Regions from separate parts of the Mus musculus genome. Here all the other regions are linked to region 1. A link is a loop called in an ENCODE intact Hi-C map of the cell type or tissue named here. Cell type or tissue: left cerebral cortex. All regions are shown on one strand.

What was found. Peaks named below come from ENCODE experiments on the same cell type or tissue, not always from the same donor. Only the 100,000 strongest peaks of a DNase experiment are listed, where the experiment ranks them.
Region 2: a loop joins it to region 1, with 6 times the contacts of the local background. A loop is called at or near these places in 2 of 42 quality-filtered maps.
Region 3: a loop joins it to region 1, with 9 times the contacts of the local background. A loop is called at or near these places in 3 of 42 quality-filtered maps.

Annotation. Positions count from the first base shown.
Region 1 is chr8:15,566,480-15,574,479 of GRCm38, forward strand. The region is part of intron 1 of Gm46033 (a long non-coding RNA gene); the gene reads left to right. Among named protein-coding and RNA genes, the nearest start is that of Gm46033, 40 kb to the left of the region's middle. In left cerebral cortex, no CTCF peak of the experiment used is centred here; DNase peaks (open chromatin) are centred at 1,456, 3,805 and 4,538; H3K27ac peaks cover 873 bases.
Region 2 is chr8:15,986,474-15,994,473 of GRCm38, forward strand. Csmd1 (CUB and Sushi multiple domains 1) reads right to left here. Exons shown (of 70, transcript NM_053171.2): 47 at 6,121-6,309; 48 at 2,599-2,745. Among named protein-coding and RNA genes, the nearest start is that of Gm46073, 57 kb to the left of the region's middle. In left cerebral cortex, no CTCF peak of the experiment used is centred here; DNase peaks (open chromatin) are centred at 3,946 and 6,226; H3K27ac peaks cover 1,058 bases.
Region 3 is chr8:15,492,216-15,500,215 of GRCm38, forward strand. No RefSeq gene overlaps it. Among named protein-coding and RNA genes, the nearest start is that of Gm46033, 34 kb to the right of the region's middle. In left cerebral cortex, no CTCF peak of the experiment used is centred here; DNase peaks (open chromatin) are centred at 3,097, 4,239 and 5,610; H3K4me3 peaks cover 307 bases; H3K27ac peaks cover 2,708 bases.

The DNA of each region.
Region 1 (8,000 bases):
AGAAAGACAAACTTTCATTTGGAGCCAAGAAAACAGAAAGCAGACTTACTTTTTGTTTTGGCATGGCTGGGAGAGAGTACTATAAAGGGAATATGGTCAAAATATATATTTTAGGCTAATGAAATATCATTAGAAACCCTATCTCATTGTACCAAGACTGCACAGTATACATACTTAACAATATGCCTCTGATTAATTACATTCAATGATTTTTCTGTCTTTATTTACACAATGCAGAAGGCACACAAATTTCTACTTGACCTAGTTAGGTGTCTTAGTTAGGGTTTTACTGCTGTGAACAATCATTGGGACCAAGGCGACTCCTTTTTTACCCCTGTATAATTTTTATTATTTTATTCATTTACATTTCAAATGACATCTCCCTTCGCAGTTTCCCCTTCACAAACTTTCCATCCCATCTCCCTCTCCCCCCTCCCTTTTGCATCTATGAGAGTGCTCCTCTACCCACTCACCCATTCCTACCTTACCACTCTAGCATCCCCCTATGCTGGGACATTGAGCCTCCACAGGACCAAGGGCCTCCCTTTCTATTGATGTCACATAAGGCCATGCTCTGCTACAATATCTGGAGCCATGGACCCCTCCATGTGTACTCTTTGGTTGGTGGTTTAGTCCCTGGGAGCTCTGAGGTGTCTGGTTAGTGGATATTGTTCTTCATATAGGGTTGCAATCACCTTCAGCTCTCCAAGGCAACTCTTATAAGGACAACATTTAACTGGGGCTGGCTTACAGGTTCAGAGGTTCAGTCCATTATCATCAAGGCAGGAGCATGGCAGAGTCCAGGCAAGCATGGTGCAGGAGAAGCTGAGGGTTCTACATCTTCATCTGAAAGCTGCTAGAAGACCGGCTCCCAGGCATCTAGGACAAGGGTCTTAAAGCCCATGCTCACAGTGACACACCTACTCCAACAAGGCCACACCTCCTAATAGGGCCACTCCTTGGACCAAGCATATACAAACTATCACACCACACAAGGCTGGGGCAGGGCTCATGTAGCCCTACCCCTCACTGCTGTACTACTGACTGTTGATCGATCTGGGGTGGTGGCAGTCATTGCCTTCACCAGTGTATGCACTGGTGACTCTCTAGGCTCTAATGGTTAGTCCCAACCCAGTGCTCATACAGATGACCCTGGTTAGACTAAATGCCATCAAACAAAACCCAAAGTCATGAATATTGCAAAGGGACCTGCAGGGAAGAGAATCATGACAGAGGTGGGAAGGAGATAAAGGAATGGGAGAGAGAAATGATGATGCTCAATATACATACGTGTATGAAACTGTCAAAGAATTAAATTAAAGGAAAATAGCCTCTAAATGTATTGGATTTAAATAAGTTCTTTAAAAATAGACCTTTCCTTTTCTCCCTAGACTAGCAGGAGTCCTGCGCTGGTCTTGAAATTAAGGCTCCCTCCTTTGGTCCTGAGCCAGAGTTGCCAGGCAACCTGGGCTGGGCCCCTCCCATCACTGACACTTGTGGGGATCCTCCAAGAGCTCTCTCTCTCTACACCTGGGTGCCAAGCAGGTGTCTGGAAGAGAAGCCTTCTTTTGAGAACATTTGCCTTTAGGAAATTATTATTATTTTTTTTTAATTTTAGAATTTCAGTTTAATCAAAGCATATAAAATAAGCTTTAATAGCCTTGAAGGTATAATTATAGTTTTGTGAAGTATAGGGCTTTACAGAATTGGATAATCAGAACAGAGAGAAGATTAAATATAGACAAGAAGGCAGCAATATGCTGGTGTAGCAAGTCCTTTCAACTATCAGTTTGAGATAATAACTTTTGAAGTTTGGCCCTTGTGGAGAAGTCCGAGGAGTCTAGGCGACTCTGATGCAGATCAGCAAGATAGAGCAGAGCAGAGTGAGCTTTTAATTAATGTAATGTGGAAAATACAAACGACTTTGGTGAGCTTTTTCTTATTCAATTAGGAATCTCTGCCCAAGCTGTCAAATTTAACTTGGGTAATTTAATATGATAATTGTATGTCATGAATTAAAAGCATATTTAGCATCTCAGTGAAGGAAAGAGATTGGTTAAATATTTTTGTGCTAAAATAAAATAAGGACAGTGACTTAGGAAATTTTAAAACAATTGGCAATATGAGACTTTTTATTAAGGCCTAAGTTAAAAAAAAGAACTGGTATTCTTTTTCCTTCTGTCCATCTAACAGTCTTATAAAATAGAAAGCATCAATGTAATTTTTAAAAAAAGCAAGCCTGAGAAGTGTATGCTTAGCTCCTGCATATGCTTAATGAAATAGCCCCTCAGTTAACATGTTCCAGAATTAAGACTCATTTCTATACTGAATAAGATTGTATCCCCCCCCCCCCCCCCCCGCACACACACAAAGGTACATTGCAAGTGTGTCCAACAGGATAAGACAGAGCTAAGGTAGCTGTAACATCAGAGCTCCCGCTATAATGTATCAACTATACTGGGCTGACAGAAAATGGAAGAATGGAACATGTTTCACTCATGTGCTGCAGGAGGTGTGATGTCCTGCTGCCTTCTCCATCCAGGATGGTTAACCTCAGCCTGAGCTGGCTTAATTCTGGTCTAATTTATACACTTCGTGCTGATTTGCATTGGCAGCTCTAAGCACTTCTATAAGATAGCAACGCGTCTTACATAGAAGAACAACATATCCTAGCACTAACAGCAAGGAGAAAAGTTCCCACTATTAACAGTTATGGAAAAGCTGCTCCAGTGAAGACTGCCCTGTGCGTGGATTTGCATAACTGTGAATGATAGCGATGATCTGAAAGGATGCTTTCAATAAGAAGCACGGGATGAAACGTGTCCCCTCAACCCTGCAACATGTGTATGTGTATTTCTCACATGAGAACTCCTGCATCCTCGATGTAAGTTCTAAAACTGTTCTTATAGTAGAACCACAGTCCCTTGTCATAAAATCATAAACTCTCCATGAGGGAGAGTGCAACAGTGCTGTGATGTGCAGAAGATGCTGCTTCACCAAGCACCACCGCTCTTACAACCTCCCATCCCTCTTTTGCAATGGTCCCTGAGTATTTAAAGGAGGGGTGACAAGGATATAGATGCTGTATTTGGGACCGAGCACTCCACAGCCTCACTTTACACAGACCTGCTGTGGGTTCCTCTAATTAATCTCCACCTATTGCAAAAAGAGAGAGTTGAGAGATTCAGTAATCTATGTATAAAGATAAGAACTTTGGGGGCAGGTTATTATTTTGTTCATTTAGCAGAACAATGGTAGTAGATTCTTCCCCAGGGCCTACCCAACTGAGTAGCTGTGACCCACATGAGACCAAGCCAGACAAAAACTCAAGTAAGCATGGGAAAGGGATTACAAAATCCCATCCCTCGCTGAGGAGTGATGGCCACTGGGGGAGAAAAAAAATGAGCGTGATGCAGCCCCTGACATATCCACACATGTACCTGCAGTGCTGAATTCAATGGGTTTTTAAAAAAGGATGTGAAGTTGGGGAGTTAAAAATGGTGAGACAGAGCTGAAAGGGGAGACAAATAGAGCTGCACTTGACCCTAACCTCTTCCATTCGTCTATGGAATTTTCAAGCAACACATACAATGATAAGTCAAATAAGAATGCATTTGGAATAAAATATACCCTGAGCCTGTCCGTACTGACAAGGATGTAGACTAGAATCATGCAAAGGATCATCTGAGTTAGGCAGGGATTTCTGTAGGAAGAGGGAAGGGCCTGCTGTTGTCTGGAAATTGCCTAAAGTGGCAGGAGTGTGGGAAGGTGGTATTTGTGAGTCAGCGGGCCACTCTCCATCCTGACAGGAGTGTTGGGAGCTGGTCTGAGCTGTAGCTGGTTTGCAGTCAGCTGTGGGCACTGCGTGGTTGGCTGGCAATCCTTGTACTGTAGGCGTGATTGCTTTGTCTATTTAGTGAGGCCATATTTATTCCATGTGAGAAATTTTCTTCTACTTTTGTCCTACCATTTCTTCCAAAAGTTTAGTATTTTGACGACATAATAAATAACGCTATACTTTTAGAATGCAACATCAAAGTTCCTCTCATGATTGCTTAGAAACTGCATTGCTGGCTGGAAGAGCCACCCCTGACTCCCTCCTGGCCAGGTATAGCAACTTCACCTTGAGAAGAAACTGTGGAAGGAAACTGTGTTAGAACCTCTCTGCACTCCTATGAATGCACCACAAACACCTGCTCCTGAAACTGTACACTACATTTGCTTCACAAGTGCCAACAAAGTATGAGCTGGATAAAGAAAGAGAAACATTGTGTCGGGTACAACATGTGATTAAAGGTCAAAATGGTGAGACAAGAAAGTTGCCTTCTTTTGTAGCCCTTTAATGAACCCTGTTCTAAGCTTCATTGATCAACAGTCACCAACTCCCGCAGTTTGAAGTTTCTATGCATTTGCTTTCAGGACTAGACATGGCCTCTTATGTGTACAGCGCAGACAGGGAGCTCAAAGCTAGTTTTATTTAACAAATCATTTTGAACAGAAACTTGGGACAGACTTTGGGTGAAGATCTGAAGATAAAAAGAACTGAGGAGTCAGAGCCCTGCCTTCCCTCATGTGTGACAAATAAAGCTATGAGGGAACTGTCCCAGTTCCAATCCTGTAATGTTACAATGTCTGCAAAGGACGTGTTGCAGGAAGTCTCCACCTGTAAGCTAAGCACAGAGCAAGGCACCGCCGCCGCTGTCAGCTGAGTGTGAACTCCTGTCACAAAGTTCCCACTAAAAAATGAGGTCCAGTATCAGGGTTTTTGACCACTCACTGGACAGAGGCCCTGTCTTACAGGTATGTGTGTTTTAACACCTGTAAGAAAGGAAGAGAGGCCCCTTGGTATTCCAAACTTTATAAGCCCCAGTACAAGGGAATGCCAGGGCCAAGAAGTGGTAGTGGGTGGGTAGGGGAGCAGGGTGGGGGAGGGTATAGGGAACTTTCAGGATAGCATTTGAAATGTATATAAAGAAAATATCTAATAAAAACATTATAAAAAAGTAAAGGATCATGGGTTACAATATGGATTGTGAATCTGCCAAGTTATTATTATTTTTTAAAAGCATGGCCAGAGGAGAGTTAGTTTTTGATATTCTACTCCTAGCACTAACGAGGGCAATCTTAATGTATGTACATGATGTTCAACTCTCTGTAAGCCATCCTGAAAAGTTCAGAAACAGTTGAGGTAAATCTTAATAGTATATTATACTTTGCCCAATGTGTCTGAGACATTATGATTTCCACATGAGATCAACATAAATTATTAATGCATATTTTGCATTCTTTATTCAGGCCCGAGTATTGAAAATGTCAGGTGTACTCACACTTACGGGGACTCTCCCTGATGCTAATTTTTCCAACATAAATATTTTATCTGATTTAGATTTTGGAAGATTTGTAAGAGTAAAGCAAATTCACCAAGTGGATGTTCAGCCTTACTTGAAAGTTCTAGCAAATGGAATCAGATGTCAGTCATAAAATGTATTGACAATTAAATACAGTTATAAATTTGGTGCTGAGCACAGTTGTTCAATATTTCCATTGGGCTGGGGCTGCCCTATAGACTGGACAGTTCTATATCAGCATATACAAAGCTGGCATGGTTTATATATTTTAAAGTTATACACAGCTTTAAAAGCTATTCCTACTGAGCAGGCCATTCATGCTATCGAAGCCCCCTTGTGAGGAGGAGAGAAATAATTTATATTGAAAAACAGGGGCTGGTCCCAAGATAAACAACCTTATTGCTACCTAGACTTTCGGCTTTCCTCCCTACTCCTGTGTATATTTCCGAACAGCATCTTGCTTACGTGACCTCAGATCTTGGGGACACAGTGACCTCAGGGCCATGATGTTCTCAGAGGTCAGGGACAGTGGCTTCCAACTGGTTTGGTAATCCCCTGTGATCTGGTAAGGTCCTCTAATTATTTTCTTTTAGTTTAAGAACTCGTCTATATTTCCCAATTTCCTCTTAGGTTTCGTTCTTAACCCTGAGGGTGTTTCCCAATATAATTCTTCATCCACACACCCGAGGATATTCTTGATGTCTGTTTCTATGTTTCTAACCAGTTCTTGTGATCCTGGTGGTCAGAGTTGTTTGGCCTCAGTATGTACTCCATCTTGGTTGATAGCCATGTGCTCCTGGAAGGAGCATGCCCTCTTGTTTACGGAGTGATGGAGCTCCTAGTCATATAGATGAAGTAGCTGCTTGACAGTGTATTCAACTTGTCCTCTCATTTTTCTACTGCTAGGTGTTGTGTGTATTCAAATGTGAAATTGTGATGACGTCTAGCCTCTTCAAGTTTCTTCATGCTTGATTAGTGAATTTTAAAGCTGCATAGAGCACATACACATTTTAGACTCAGCTATGGTCTTGGCCTTTTTATCACTATGGATTGGCCCTGATTGTATTTCTTGCCCTGAAGACCATCTTACCTTGTATTAGTACAGACACTTGATATCCCTATTATTTGTGTTTCCCACATATATTGTTCTTTAAAACATATATATATATATGTTTTAAATATATATATATTTAGAGAAATATATATATATATATATATATTTAAATATATATATATTTAAAGAACAATATATGTATATATAGGCATATATATTATTTTAAAGAACAATATATATTGTTATATATATGCATTTTATATATATATATGCATTACTAGTTTAGTCTGTATATGTTAGGAGCAGGTGTGGCGGCAGTCCTAAAGGCGCCAGGGACTGCAGCTAAGTCATATGACTTGCACCTGACTTCCTCATATAAGACACAAACATCTTGAGTGCTGCGCAGGTGTACCAGGATACAGGTGAATCCAATTTGGTGGAGATTTGCCCCTGCTGCCCTGATTAGCTGAAGCTGCGTGCCTGGTGAGGTGGCGTGGCCTGCTGTGCGTGGATGTGAACTGAGAGTATAAAAGAGTGAGAGGCCCAGGGTTCGGGGGAGATATAAAAACAAGGGAGATATAAAAACGAGGGCGATATATAAACAAGGGAGATATAAAAACAAGAGAGATATAAAAACAAGGGAGATATAAACAAGGGAGATATAAACGAGGGAAATATAAAGAAAGAAGAAACAGGACTGAATAAACGTGTGCAGAAGGATCCTGTAGCAGCGTCGTTCTTCCTGGCCAGTTGAGCGCGCGTAAGAGTTGGTGCTGAGACCCGGGACGAGAAGACCTGGGACGAGAAGACCTGGGACGAGAAGACCTGGGACGAGAAGACCTGGGACGAGAAAACCCGGGAAAAAGAAACATCTTCAGGCATGAGCGAAGACCCCCTGCTACAGGGAGGATTCAGAACTGCATAACGGGGAAGAAGGGGTTAATAGAGTGTTCCCGTAAAACAGACTGTTGAGAAGGATCCGGCGTGGATTCAGAACTCTTCAGCTGGGGAACGGTACTGATGAAGAGAAAGAAGAAAGATGAAGACTGAATAAACTGCTGTTAGAAGGACTGGTGGTCGCATCGTTCTTGCTGGTCGAGAGTGGGCGCGACAATTGGTGGCCCGTAAGGGGAACCGACTCCCCCACCGAGTTCAGAACTTTCAGCAGTCAGTGGTTGCCGGCAGGGTAAGTTCAAGGTGAGTGAAACTTGCGACCCCAGGAGTTTGGGAAGGACCTCGGATAAAATAGAGGTGAGCATAAAGTTGCCAGGAAGCAGGCACATAACGAAAGGTTCCCGGCTTTGGGACAAGTTAAGGTTCCCGGTTTGGGGACAAGTTAAGGAACTATGATAACCTCAGTGTAGTGATCAATAGATCCTCGCTGAGTAGTTATGCTTTTTTCTCCCATTGACCCTTTGTGGGTAGGTCTGATAGTTTTGGTCTTGTTTGTTCTGATATATGGACTCTGTTACTGTTTGAAACTGTGTGTAGAGGCAGTCAAGACAGGTCAGAAAATCCTTATAGAACAACAAGAAAGTATGTCGGAAGAGGAGAAGGGCTTAAAAAGAAAAAGGAAAAAGAAAGGAGACACAGTGTTA
Region 2 (8,000 bases), 420 kb after region 1:
CTGACCACAAGATGTACCCGATACCACCAAGTTCCTGCTTCCCCGTGAGGTCACCAAAAGAAAAATTTCCGCTACCCCATCCCTTCTGCTGAGAAGTACTTCCCCTTTTGCTTGTGCATTTAAGGCTTGAGCCTTGCTGAATACAGTGAGACCTTGATGCTAATCAGACTGCTAATCATTGCACTTGGTTCTTGTCTCTCCCTCCCCCCATTTGGTTCTTAGGAGAAGGTCCCCTTGAGACCCTCGAATAACTGGACCTGCTGGACAGGTCAGATTTTAATACATTAGTAAACAATAAGTCCCATTTTAAAATGCTACTACTACTAGATTCCATGGTTATTTTATTGATTTACTTATTTATTATTTTCCTTTTATTAAAAATAAATACTTTTCTCATACAGTTAAAAAAAAAAGAAAAAGAAAATGTAGAATTTTATGTTACAATAGAAAATTCATAAAATTCAACAAGTATCCAATTCTGCTAGGAGACATTTTTAAACTTAGATATGGCTATTAGTTTTTATTCATTTATTTAAATTTTATCTCTTTTATGTGTATGTGTGTTTTGCATGCATGTATGTCTGTGTATTACACATGCGTTTGGTTTGCTTGGGGGGCCAGAAACAGGGAGTTAGATCTTCTGGAACTAGAGTTGAAAATGACTATAAGGCACCATGTGGGTACTGGGAAACAAACCAGGATGCTCTATAAGAAAGATCCCCAAATGTTTATAGTTGATGAGCCATCTCTCCAGCTTTCAAGTATTAATTCTGTCTCTGTCTCTGTCTCTGTCTCTGTCTCTGTCTCTGTCTCTGTCTCTGTCTCTGTCTCTCTGTCTCTCTGTCTCTCTGTCTGTCTGTCTGTCTGTCTGTCTCTGTCTCTGTCTCTGTCTCTCTCTCTCTCTCTCACACACACACACACACACACACACACACACACACACATGCATTTTATATATGAAGGCAAGTACCCTCAGTGATCAGAAACCAGGAACTGGAGTTACAGGCAGTTGTGGGCCTTGAGAATACCGGAAACCAAACCTGTGTCCCCTGTGAGACGTGAAAGTGCTTTTAATCACCGAGCAGTCTCTCTAGCCCAAACAGGTTAGTTTCAAAGCCATAATCTTCCACATAACAGAGGCAGTATTTGGACGGCTGAACGGTCTTACATCCTATTAATATATTTAGTGGAATATAATTATCTTGTCTTTACAAATCTGCTTTATTATATTACAAAACCCTATGATTGCCTGTCAATACGTGAAAAGAACAATACAACGAGAGTTCAGAGCTGGGAAGCCCAGGTTCCTTTTCTGAACAACCTTCTCCCCAGTCATAAAGCACAAAGCCCAGGCTCATATTGGGTTGACCCACAGCATGTGGGCCAGGCAAATGCAATGTGCAAATGGGAAGGATATGGTCTTGTGCATCATATATTATAGGCTAGAGATTTCTAGCTTATCTCTGGATGAACTAACAGACAATAGAGTAGGAATTTTAAACCTGAAAAGTCTGAGCATCCATTCTTCAGAACCAGGCTGTGTGAGTCCAATCCCTGCTCAGGGACTGTGGCACAGACCTGAGCACATCTTTAGCACACTTTGAAGGGAAAAATGTCCGAATCCCCTGCCCATTGTTGTCTTAACACCACAAGTCCCAAAGACTGGCTGCTGGTGAGGTTTTCTAATCTCTTTCAACTAGAGAAGGCTAGAAGATTTCAGCCCCCAACACTCACTTTGTCCCCTTGGGCTGATCTCCACCCTGAAAACATACATTGCCAATGGGGATTAAAAAAGTCTTTCAGAAGACCCTGCATCTAGTGTGCTAGATGCTACCATTCCAAGGAAGAGAGATATCAAGGACAACCCCACTTACCACTGACTGGGAGGAGCTCAGAGGGCTGTGGTTCATAAGTGAACTGTTCCCAGGAATGAAGTTCCCCTATGCTCTCATGGGGACAATAGAAACACTGGTGTAGATCAGACTACATTGAAACCTGTACTAGAGCTTAACACTTCATTGATGTACTGGGAGATTTAATTAGTTTAATACAAATATCTACTTATAGACAATGATTAATAAATAAGGAGAAAGGATAAAATAACTCCAATTTTGAAATAGAACTACACATGCATGTATGTATGCCAAATGCAAACTTATAATGTAAATGTTTATATAAAACATAGACTAGTATATAAAGTATAGGCATATGTAAAGATAAGTATATAGAATGCAATAGATAGAGTGACTTACTAAGGACAACTGTAATTACTGTTTATACAATTTATGGCAGTATAATCAACTCTCATTTGTTCCCAGTGTTAATGCTAATTTTGGCTATATTACTGTAATTTGGGGCAAATGTCTTTATTATCCATGGTATAAAATTTTAATATTTACTCTTTAATCAGTAAATTATAACATATTAATCAAGTTTTCTCATAGTTTAGGGCTCTCACTTCAAGTATTTCTTCCACTATGTTCTTCTTGCTGGCTTTTAGTTGTCAGAAGTCAGAACTTCACCATAACCTAGACCTAGTGTTAAGATGAAAGTGGTACTGAAAGCCATTCCAGCTGATGTCCAGGCCCACCTATTCACCTGCATAGCGAATCTTGAATCCTTTCTTGCTGGTTGCATGGTCTGTGGACCAGCGCAGGTACAGATGGTTACTTCTGCTGGTAAAATTGGACTGTTCAGTGTGGTTCCCACTTAAGACCACTAACAGAGGACTTTGTCCAGAAGAACCTAAAAAAAAAAAAAGAAAACTTTCAGATGTGGGCACCTACAGATGCAGATCTTTCTTAGCTGTTGATTAAACACGTATGCAAATGTACAATAGACATTTATTTTCAAAGTGAAAAAAATATTCAAATGAAAATAATAATAAATACATTCCGTGGTAATGAAACAATGTGGGGAAGGAGTAGGGGACTCAAGTACATAAGTTACTAGTGACTTATTATGGAAATGAATGAAATACATCAGTGAAACAATGACATTTCAACATGAGAATATCCTTTTACTATTATAATGGATAATATACTACACATATGGAAAACGAGAATCTTTCTTGCAATGTCAGTGGTGTATAAGTACAGTCAATCGCTTTGGGGAACAACTTGATGATACACAGTAAATCTGAAGTTTTAATTTCATCAACTCTCGCACATAGGTACAAAAGTTACTTACATGGCAAACATATTCCAATATTATTGTTCATGATAAACTTTGGACGAAAACTTTCTTTAAGTATTGGAAATATCATGAGGAGAAATTAAATTTATACAGTATCTAAAATTAGTAAAGTACACACATATATATATATATTCATATAGATAAGTCCAAGAGTAACATATGAAAGTACCCATTGTAGATTAGTATCAGAGTAATTCACAAGCAGTCAAATGTGTGCCATATAAGAAATATGTGTGCAGAGAGATGATGGATGGGCTGGTGGGGAGTAGATGGATTGATAGATGCAGAGTAGATGGATGGATGAGAACAGAGATAAAGGAGAAATGATGGTCACATTCATAACAACGACCCACTTCTCTTTCCTTAGACTACAAGTATCCCCATTAGAACTAGCAGGGGGCTATGCGTGAGTAGACAGTCTCAATGAGTCTCTGTGTGTCTATAAAAAAGCAACTATAGATCCAGGAAGTATGAAAATAATTTTAAAGTTATCATTGACATATATCGTTATTCTATAGACCTGAAAGTTCTCAAAATGTTTATACAGCAAAATGATTAAATGCCCTGTGTACCATGCAGTGACTGCATCTTCATGTCACTTGGGAGAGAAAGCAGCTTCAAGAAACAGGAGTTATGCCCTGTTCCTTTTCTATTGTGGATGCATCCCCTTGTCTTAAAATCATTACTCACTTTTCCACATTTCACAAGTTCACGCGTGGGGAAATGTGTGAGAGAATGGGAGAATGGGCCTTCTGTGGCTATTCATAATCTAAACTTATCAGGGCAAGGGGAGGGGCACCCTCCATTCCATTCATGGAAAATACTGACAGGTCACAGCTTCACTTCCTCTTACGCCCAAATCACTGTTAGGGACTTATCATGGATAAAGCTATTCAAGGCTCTGTTGGACTCTGCACAAACATGCATTAAATTCCTGCCTTCAATAACTCAGAGAGTGATTGACCTTGGACATGTGCTCTATATAGAGAGAGCTACTTTGAAATGAGTTTTCAGGGGTGGGCCTTGACTCCACCATGAATAGCATGTCTTAAGAAGAAGTGATCAGAACACAGATACACAGAAAAAAAAAACCAAAAACCATATGACCACATGAAGAGGATACACCTACATGCCAAAAAGAGCCTCAGAGACACAGCTTCCCCACTGTTTAGTCCTAGACTCTCACTCTTCAAGTCTAAGAAATTATTCTCTGTGTGTAAACATTAAAAGGGTCCTGGTAATAGCAATCACAAGAATACATGAGGAAAACAACAAAGTAAAAAATGTGGAAGTTTGTGTGGACATCCCTAGAAATGATTCTTCTTGTTATGAAAGATGGTGCCCAAAGACTGTCTGCAAAGTCTACTGTCTATGTCCTACAAAAGAGTGACCCTGCTTCATGTGGAAGATGGCTGAACATGAGCTGTGTGAGGTCTTCTTATGGCTGTTAAACAAGATCAAGACCCTCTGAAATAATATGCCACAGAGGAATTAACTATCCTGAGCTTGCCATACTTGAAATGCCATTTTTACCGACAGAACACAAGAGTGCATTTTCAAGAGTTGCTAATCTCCCACCAAATCCCTTACTATTCTTGGTCTGATCTCTGTCTAGATCATGGTATTTAGGCATATTCTGGAAAGCATGCCTCTTTGTAGCATCTATAACAATATCCTAGAAAAGAGATGTGCAGGTAAGTTTGCCAGGATAGCCAGTGGTCTCAGCAGCCAATCACAACTGGAGATCAGACACTGTTCTTCACTGAGTTCTGACAATTAGGAAAGTGAGGAGAATCCATATCTGCACTATTGAAAGTATACACTAAGGAAATGGTGCATACAGCTGGTATGCTCAGCTTACTTCTTCTTAGCTCATAAAATATAGGCTAGCACCAATGTTGCCAAGATAAAATAAACACAGTGCATAGGAAATGCCATCACTTGCAGAAGTTCTGAATACAAAACTGTGACCTTTCTCTTTATAAAAGATGTGTATATTTGAAAGCAGAGTGATGCAAGCCATGAGCCACTTCTAACCAGACAGAAAGTGCTTGTATTGTGTTCTGGGCTACTCCCTAGTTTTTGATCTTGATCATGGTCTAGTCATGATTTAGAAAGCACCAGGCTATCAGCAATTAGGGAAAAAAAATCTATTTGTAAGGATGTTGTTTCTGAAAACTAGAAGCATGAAAGTATTGCCTTCTATATTCTAATTCAAACAAAGGAGAAGATGTGCCTAAGCTTGAAACAACTCACATCTTAATACTTACTTATGATTCAAATAGAAATATACACTTGTACAAACACAGAGACAAAAGCTTTGTGTGGGCTGCTTTTCTTTGTGTGTGCCATTTGTTTCTATATATAATGCTAGAGTTTCATGTGCAATATAACAATCCTCACAACTTGACTCCTGGGGTCACTCTGCACAGTGATTTATTTATCATTCATGGTCCATCTAACTAGTGAGACTCACATAAACACACAAGATCAATTAAAGCAGTTCTTATCACTGAATACATTGTGCTTTATCTGACAAATCCATAAAACCTGAGAAAACTCTCTGTTCTTGGCCACACATGGGTTTGGCTCTGCTCTGCTTGGGCATGATGTATCTCCTATACAAAGAAAACACTGGCCTTAGATCCACCTCAGTTGATGATCCAGCCACTGCTGCATTAAGGTGCTCATTAGAACCACTGTATAAAACCAGAACAGTGGTATTGAAAGTAGCACCATTGGGCATCAAATTCATTTGATTTTATTATATAAAGCAGCTCTGTAAAGACAGGTGCGACATTTACCACTTCAATATCCATATGAGCTATTCATTTCATGCATCTTGAGTAAAATAGACATTTGGAGCACTAAAAGTCTTCTAGAACACTTAATTGCCCTGTGGTACCCTGAAAATCTGGGGCTTACCATCAAACACTTCCAGTGCATCAAATTGCTTTTCACTTTGGAATGTGTCCACAAAGAGTGTGATGTTGAAGTTTGGCTCCACTTTAATACTCCAAGCACATGTCTGGGAGTTAAAATAGTTGCCTGGGTACCCGGGACTGAGAATCACCCCAGAAGACTCTGTTCGCACTTCATTTGCTGGGCATTGTGCTAGAGAGAAAAGAGATGGATAGAGGTCTGCATTAATACAATGAATACAAACATTGATGGGATGGAAGACAGTCTACTGAGCTCTGACTACGTTTAATACAGGACACAGACACCTCCAATCTACTCCAATGCAAAAAGAAAGACAGAAAGCCCATCTTCAATACAATACAACAAGATGTAGCTTTTTGTATAAGAAAAAAATATTTTTATTCCAACCCTTGCTGTACTTGGATAAATAAAATCTAAATATTTGATGTGACCATGTGACTATTTAAGTATGAAGCAAATTTCAGAAACATTGTTCAACACTCCCACACACACCTGCACTGTTTGCCACAGTTTTCAGCAGGATTGGTGATTTCTAAAGTAAAAATTCTTTTATTGAAATAACAGATATTTCAAGTTGTGATTTTTTTTTTCTCCTCATCCTTCAATTTTGATCCAGCTACTTCCAGGCTAATTAAAAAAAATGTAAAATCACCAAAAGACTTCTTTAATGCTATCTCTCATTGCTAAGTTAAATTACATTACAGGAATGCTTTGCTTACAGAGCTACTAAGGGACACTGATCAGTCATAGCATATAAAAAGAAAGTGACACACCAGTGTTACTCACAGTTTAGGCATATCAGTAACCAACTTCGCCCAGAGCTTTTGTCCAAGATGTGTATCTTATTTGGTGAGTTTGCCCGTTTTAATGAGTTGATTGTATGTTACTTACAAAAACATTTCAAACTGAAGATGCTTCCCAAACAGGTGGGGAAAGCTTATAAGATGTGTCATTCCTAAATATTGTCTTGAAGGTTCCCCATTCATTTGGATAGTCTAGCTGAAGCATACTTTAAACCTCAGTAGACTTTTAGACAAAAACATAAGCAATTAAATTTATCACAGGACCATTTAAAATGTTTTGAGATCAAAGTCCTAAAATATCCACAGTACAAACTAGTTAATATCTCTGAAAATAGTTCTAAACTGAAGTCAATGACAGAATTCAGTCTAAAGTCCTATTTCCCCGGCAGTGATGGTAATGACATTGTTAGCCACCAAATGGGGCTGGCACCTTTCAGGTATAGTGGTTTCAATGAGAAATGTTGTTGTAGGTTCAGAAATTGAACCCTTGGTCCACAGTGATGATGTTGTTTCCAGAGGCTCAGCAGGTACAACTTGTTGGAGGACATATGTCACTGGGGGAGCGCTTTGAGAGTACATAGCCACACCCCACTTCCCATTTCTGTTGTTTCTTTGTGTTTGCTGTAAAAGATGTGATCTCTCCATTTCTTGTTCCTGCTGTTCTGACTCCTTGCCATGATAGCCATTTATCTCCCTGGAGTCATTTAGTCAAAATACACTTTATTCCATGAGGTGATTTTTATCGGTTTTACTTTTTCTTTTCTTCACAATGACAGAAAAGAGGCAAATAAAATGGAGAAACCCTTGCCTTGTCATGTCATCTGAGAAAATTGAAAGAATCAGCTTGGCCAGTGAGCTCTCTGCTTTATTCTTCTGTGCAACTTAGAGAAAACTCTGTTCAGTGTAATGTGGAACCCAGAATGCTCAGCAGAGCTGCGTCTCTTTGCTAAACCTCTAAACAATACTCCATTGCTTTGAGACAAGCATACCTAATTATTTGCCTTCCATCTTTCTTCTTAAACTGGGACCTCAAAGTGCTCCACAATGTACAACTGTACT
Region 3 (8,000 bases), 74 kb before region 1:
CTTTCTTATACTATGAAGCCCCAAAAGAACCAGCCTGCCTCCATTTTAGGCTTAAAGCTATTTTATAGTAAAGACAAACTAGGCTTATTCCTGATTATGACTAAATCTCTGTTTTTCAAAGATTGGGCCTATAACCTCAACAACAGATGTTCCTCACTGCTTGTCCAGGAATTGCAATCGTGTCTTTGTTTCAAAAAGTTGTTTGTAACCATCTTGCAAGCCCACCTTTGTATCTAAAGGGTTGTTACGGCTCCCTTGTTAGACTCCCTTGTTATGCTCCAGCTTGCAATGTGTCTTTGTTTCAGGAGGGACTAACTTGTTATGCTATATTCCGCCCCTGTAACCCTGCCTATTTTGCTGACAAATCTCCAGTTTGGAAACTCCCTAGCCCTGAGTTATAAAAGTGTTGTCTTCCTCACATCCAATGCCGACCCTTAGAACACTACCTTAGGGGGAGGCAGACATGAATAAAAGGCTTGCTTTAATTCAGTCCGTGCTTTAATTAATTTGGCCATGATGGGTTGGGTAGACGGTCTTTCTGCCCCATCTTTGGGACTAACAGCCCCGTTTCAGTGGATGACCAAGAGAAGAATAGCAGCCGTCTCCCAGACCATGTTACCTCGTGGCCATGAAGCTTTTTTATTCTGTTTTATTCTTTTTATTCACATCTCTTTTACTTTTTGTTTTGCTCTGTGGTTTAGAGTCAGGGTCTTGGTATATCTTCTAGTCTGGCCTTGAAATAATCATCTTTTTACCTCAAACTTCCAAGTTCCAGGACTATAAGCATGGATAACTGTACCTGGATTTATATTTTTCCAAATAAAAGAATAATTAATTTGAATAGTGTATATTATGGAATCACAATATGGCATATGGTTCTCATTAAGCTATCAAATTTTATAATATATAATTTATAATCATTATCTGATATAAATATTATTTACTGAGCATAGCTCTTCTATTCATATTTGTGGAAATAATTCATTGAGGTTGCTTGCTATCATGCTTATCAATGAATAGCAATCCACAGTCAGCTTTTGTAGTGGTTACAGCCAACTATAATTTATGACTTGTTCTTGTTTCTGAAAGGCAGACACCCTCCCCAACCCTCTTTTCCTTTAATCTTGAATGTGATGTTTCTAAATACAATGAAAATATTCAGGATGACATTTATGCTTTATCTAAATCCTCCCCCCCCCCCCACTTCACTAAGTAGAGACTTTTCAATAATGCTTATCCTATCTGGTAAAATTCACGTTCTTTTGAGATTGATTTCCGGAGAATATTCATTTAGATAATGCTGAGAACTGACACAGTTTCTCTGATTTCGGGTGACTGATTGTTCAAGGTGGCTCTTATGCATTCGAAAGCAATGGCAAACAGCAAATAGTAGAGACTGCTTTACAAATGTCGTCCAAGCACGGGCATTCTTAAGGCATAGAAGCTCATTGTCAACTCAGTCTAAAGCCCTTCTCTTATGACACACAGGAGCTCAGGGTCTCACAGAAGTTCACACAGCACTTCCAAGACTGAGCATGTGTGCAGGGAACACACCAAGGAACTACTTGCACACGTTATAAAAACACGTAAATGTAAATCGTAATTGGCAGGAGCTTGGTGAGGACAAAAGAGCTCAAAAGAGTAATGACTCCCTGTTCTAGTTAGCTTCTTTGTTGCTGTGATAAAGCACTGTCCAAAAATAACAAATAGAGGCTTTATTTCATCTTACAGCGTCTTTATCATGAAGGGAAGCCCAGGCAGGAAGTCTAGGGCGGATCCCTGAAGCCGGAACTGAAGCAGAAACCTCGAAGGGCTGCTGCTCACTGGGCTTCTCCCCGTGCCCCACTCAGCCTGCTTTTTTTTTTTTTTTTTTTTTTTTTATCCAATCCAGAACCTCCCCTTTAGGAGTGGCATCACCCACAGTGGCCTGAACCAGTCTCCAACAGTTAAGGAAAATGTCTCCCAGACCAATGCAAGCAGTCGGTTCTTTAACTGAGGTCCCCTCTTCCTACCTGTGTCAAGTGGACAGCCGAAGCTAACTCTGACACTTTGGGTTCAAAATATGCTTAGCTTTTAAGCTGATATAAAGAAGATCCCATCTTGGATGTGTTATGGTCACTTGGCAGAGTGGCAAGATTTAAAATGGGAATGTACTCCTTATTGTCAAGTTGATGTGACCTGGAGAGTCCTCATCTGGCTTCTGTATTGTAGCAGTATGAAATCCTGCTCACACCCCAGAACATTCCTGATAGAGAAATGTGTTCGGTCACCTGGGCAAAATGGCTTTACTGTCCGCACCTCTCCCCCTTCGAACTCTTGTTCGTGTTTTCAATAATCTGAAATGACAAGTAAGTAGAGAATCAGTCTGAAGCCAGTTGTAAGTCCAGCACTCAGGAATCTTGAGACAGGAGCATTGCCATGAGTTAGAAACTGCCCCAGGTAAGATAGATAGAGCAATCCCGGACTACACCACAGAGTTGAGATTTTTATCTAGAAAAGAAAGGAAAAGAAAAGAAAAGAAAAGAAAAGAAAAAAGAAAAGAAAAGAAAAGCTACCATGAACAACAGAACGGTTCATGGATAAGTGTGTGAATCAGGGCTATCTATACATTATGCAAAACTTTAAAGGGTTGTTTTGCAGGGCTATTGAATCCTAACAACTGTGACTGCTACATCCCTGGCTCAGGACAGTGACCCTGAAGAGGGCATCTTTGCTTTGACGCTAGAAGCTCCACAGACTCTTTGTAGACGAGGCTGGCCTCGAACTCAGAAATTCACCTGTCTCTGCCTCCCGAGTGGTGGGATTAAAGGCGTGCACCACCATGCCTGGCCCACCGACTCTTAATATTCAGTTCAAATGCCACTTCCTTCCCCTGCTGGTCAGCACCAAATATAATGTCTCCCCGTGAGTCTTCCTTCTTGATTCAGGCATCATCAGATGTCTTGGGATGCGCATGCATTGTTTCCCTGTTGGGGTCTTTCTGTCCCTGTCAGAGGACAGATATAGTGTTCACTTTTGTGTTTGAAAGAATAAAAGGTAAGTGAACGTGGCTCATGGTGAGAGACACAGATGCCTGGCTTTGGGTTGACATGACCCTTCTCTTTTCTTGTCTCACCCAGCACCATGTGAGGCCTATTAACACTACTCAGGTTTCTTCCCCTTGGTCTATTACAGTCCCTGGTGTAACATCTTGGATTTGCATGTTCTCAGCTCCAGGGAAGTTTAACTCTCTTTAGCATTTGCTCATCTTAAAGTTTTTACCCACGTTACATCTCCAACTTGTGGTAAAATTAGCAATGTAGGGGTGTGTGTTGGAAATTGATGATTATTATTAAAGTACTATTCTTTCTGGAGAGGCCCAGTGATCTTTTAGCACTTGAATAATATGATTGTTAATCATTATTTCTTGTAGCACTACACTGCGATACACCAAATGCAGACATTTGCATAGATTCTCATTTAATCTACTTTATAGCAGTGTAAGATCTAGATAGTTATTAATCTAACTTTGCATCTGAGGAAATGAGCCCATGTGAACTTGGCTCTCAGAATCAACGTCTGGGCTGAAACTCAGAGCTTTTGGCCTCAAGTTCACCTTCCACTAGGAATCCCATCACTGAATGTTCTGGAACTTCTGCTTGCCTCCAAATTGTAGTTGGCATTATCAGAAACTTGTTCTTATTAGGCATATGGAAATGGGAACTCGTGACCCTTAGCGACAGTAATTTGATATGGGAGAGCTGGTGGTATGGGGCAATGCAGGGTAGAAAACTGACATTCCCCCTAATGTTTGTACAATTAGAACAAGATGCAGTCAAGCCAATGGTCAGCACTGGTTAAGGTTAGATTTGCAGTAAAAATCAAGTGTCTGAAATATACTTCCATCCTTAGGTCTCCTTGGTGATGATTTAGAGGCTCATTTAATCCTGACTTTTAAAAGTCACTTCATTTTCTCATGCATGATGGAAGTGGGGAAGACAGAAGTTTTGTTTGGCAAATGTTTTAATTTAAATATATATAAATAGAAATATAGCATGTGTACTCATCTCTAATATGCAGGGTCTATAAATAGTGGGGAAAAATCTCTTGTTGCTATAGTAACCAGGAATTTCTTTCGGTACATCTATTTTTGTGCTGTATTGAGGTGCAAAGGCAGTTTTCTAGTGGGTTTCCCTACTGTGAAGATTTTCTCCCAAAGTGCTCATAACTCCCACCTTGCCTAGTTCCGCTCGGAAGGTTGTGGGTGTCAGGCGTGGCTTGGAAATGTGTCATTGCTTAGTCGAGTACTTGGATCGCACAGCTGTGTCAGTCACACACAGCACACGAAGCTGCCTCCAAGGCTGCTGTGACGTTCCCGGACTTTAAAGACTTTCATTCTCTGCTGCCGCATTGTTAAGAGGTGGCACCTTCGAGAAGGGATGGGGACTAAGAGTAGTGCTCCAAGAGGGCTGACTATGCCTCCTGGAAGGGGGTTTCATAGGAAAACTCTCCCCAGTCACCCTCCCTTCCTGTCTCCTCTCTCCCTGTCTCTTCTCCCCTTCTCTCTCTTCCTTCTCCCTCCTTTTCGCTCTCCCCCTGTCTTTCACTCCTCCCTCTCTAGTCTCCCCCCACGTCCATCCTAGCAGGTGATGGTGGATCACAGATCTCCCCTCACAAGGTGTCCCTTGGTGCCCTAACTTCCTGGGCATTGTAAGAAACTCGTCTGTCTTTGATGAATGGCCTGTTCTCAGGATTCTGCAGAGAGGAAGGCAATAGGAACAAAAAGGAATAAAATGTTTCCTGGGGAAGGTCACTGCAAAGTGGCTTCTGTCCGGTGACACTCAGGAACAATGGAAACAAAAGGCCAATTGGAGAAGGTTGAGGACACATAGGGAGGAAGCCAACATCATGGAGCCTCTCCCTCAGAGTCCTCTCTGTTCTTCTACACGTAGAATTCCAGACAAAGCTAACTTCATCATCAGAAATGAAGTGAGAATGGTCCACAGAAGAGTCATAAGTGTCTGTTGGCTCTGTCCTGTGGAACCCTCAGGAAGTTTACAAGATGACATGTCCACTCACTCATAACCAACAAGCTATTGTCTCAGAGTGGCTGGGCACCAAGCAGTCATGATGATGCTCTTGATCTCAATACTTAGGAGGCAGAAAGGGGGTGGATATCTGAGATAGAGGCCAAGCCTGGTCTACACAGAGCGTTTCACGATGGCCAGGGTCACACAGAGAAATGCTATTTCAAAACATCAAAAACAAAAAGCAACAACAACCACCCTCCCCCCCCCCCAAAAAAATAACGAAACCAAAAACCCATAATCTAAAGCAGAGTGGCTATGTTTTCTTTAGTCTCATTTGATAGACTCACAGGCAGATAGAAGAGATAGGATATTTCCCAGAAAAACAAGGACACGAAAACATGCTCTGACCATAGCCTTTCAGGAAGGGCGCCAGAGTGCTAGCCAGAGAGTGTTTCTTTCGAGCGTCCCTGAGTTGTGAGCCAAGGCAATGAAATGGATAGTTGTCTGTGTTGGCCAAGTCCAGGCTGCTCTGACTGGTTCTTCAGAGGATTGAAGGCACAGTTTGATTTCCATATATGGCTGGCTAGTGTTCCTTGGAACATTATTTCGTCAGTTGGCTGACATCCAGTTGTAGCTGTCTCCCTCCTCATACCTCCTTTGCCTCCTAGAGCCTTGTCACTTGGTTTCTCCTGTGGGCTGGTTCTTCCATCCCCAGTGATGGTGCTGGCTCTTCCAAGGAAGGAGGTGCTCCTCCTTCCCTCACAGTTGCAATACAGGACCTTTGTACCCTCATTCCATACTCTGTTCCTCACAGGACCCCCTAACACATTTTCCCTGTTCTTGTCTCAAGGAAATATCAAGACCAGAGAAGATTCTGTTCTTTTTTAGCCTGCCTATCTGCATTAGGGATGCTTACTGGGTCGGCTCCATTTCGCTGTCTAACAGGCATCTGAAATTTAATTTGTCCAAAGTCAGAGTACTGATTGCCTAAACCCTGGCAATCAAAGCGTGTTCTCTCAGTCTCCTACCTAAATAGAACATGGTGCAGCTCTAAATCCCCCCTGGCCTTTCCTCTACTGAGAAAAGATTGAGAGCTCTTCAGAAATAAAAGGGAAGAAATAACAAGAACAACAACAACAACAAAACCCCAAATGTATCATCTATTCCTTTGTCTAGCAACAAAGGTGCAGAAGTGAAATGGACTCCTTCAGTTGAGTTGCTTTGCTTTGAAATGATAGAAATGTTCTATTACAGTGGCTCTCAACCTTCCTAATGCAGTGCCTTTAATATAGTTCCTCATGTTGTGGTGATCCCCAACCATAAATTATTTTTTGTTCCTACATTATAACTGCAATTTTGCCACTGTTATGAATTGTAATGTGAACATATGTTTTCTGACTATTTCAGGTGACCCCTGTGAAAGAGTCATTAGAGTCCCCAAAGGGGTCATGACACCCACGTTGAGAACTCCTGTCCTAGATGGTGTTTCATTGTGGCAGAAGGAAGAACAGGTGTCTGCAATGTTGCATGAAGCATAACTGGTGTCTGCAATGTTGCATGAAGTATATATGTTTCAGGATAAGATGATTTTATTGTACCAGAAGTGGGGTTCCCAGTGGTTCCACACCTTTAGTGAAGCTTGATTCTTCTACGTGTGTGCTGCTGTTATATTTTCCTTTGGCTGCTCACCACCGGGAAACCATTGGCTGGAGTCTTGTCACTCTCTCTGCACTGTGCCTTCCCACTGACTACTGGCCAGGCATCACTCTCAGCATTCTCAGGTTAATGTGGTTACGTTATAACAATTCCCCATTGCTGTACATTTATGCAATGACATAAATCTCAAAGCACAATGCTGACTTATCCTGGCAGGTCTCTTAGGCAAGGCTGTGCACACACGTGGTGTTGGTCTCCACCATCTTGTCTGTGGTAATCTCAGCTCACATGGAGATTGTGTTAGAAAGGGGATTCCTTCCTTCCTGCTTGGATTGGTGTCCTTAGTATGGGATCCATAGTCAGGCAGGTTGCCTTCCACTTATAATCCCAGCACTCAGGAGACTAAGGCATGGGGTTGCCATAAGTTTGTGGCTATCTTAGTCTGCATAGTGAGTGCCAGAAGATCCTGGGATGTGGAATGAGGCCCTGTCCCAAAACAAAGAGAAAAATGGAAGGAAAACCCTAACTTCCAGACATGTATGCGATTTGTGTATCTATGGTGGTTTGAATGAGAATAACCTGCATAGGCTCACATACTTGAATGCTTAGACCCCAGTTGGTAGAACTATTTGGAAAGAATTGGGTATGGGCTCGTTGGAGGAGGTGTGTCAGTGGGGGTGGGATTTGAGGTTTTTAAAACCCATACATTTCCCACTTAGCTCTGTCTGCCTCTTACCTGTAAATCAGGATGCAAGCTCTCAATTACTGCTCAAGCGCTATGGCTTCTTGCCTGCTGCAGCTTATACAATTTAAGGAGGGAGTTCTGATGTTGAAGTACTCAGTCTGAGGCATTCTGCTAGAGTCATCAGAACTGACCTGGGAGGAAAGAGGGTCTGTCACAGACCCAGAGCTCTGGCTAGATATATCTGGGCTAAGGGGGTTGGAAGAAGAACCACCAAGTCTCTCTTGCAGAAACTGGTTGGTGCTGGGCAAAGAGTAGAAACCTCCTCACACAGGTGACCCAGATACCAGAGATATCATGGCTGAGTGTCTGCATATACAGTTCTCAACACAGTTATAACTAAAGGCATGCTGATATTCATTTAGAAAATGGCCACAGCTAAATTAAAAAAAATATGTAAGGTAACTGTTTTAGTTAGGGTTTTATAGCCGTGAAAAGACACCATGAACACAACAACTTCATAAAAGAGAACATTTAATTAGGCTGGCTTACAGCTCAGAGGTTTAGCCTATTATCATGGAGGGAAGTGTGCAAGCAGACAGTGCTGGAGAGGTAGCTAAGAGTTCAACATCTGGATCTTCAGGAAACAGGAA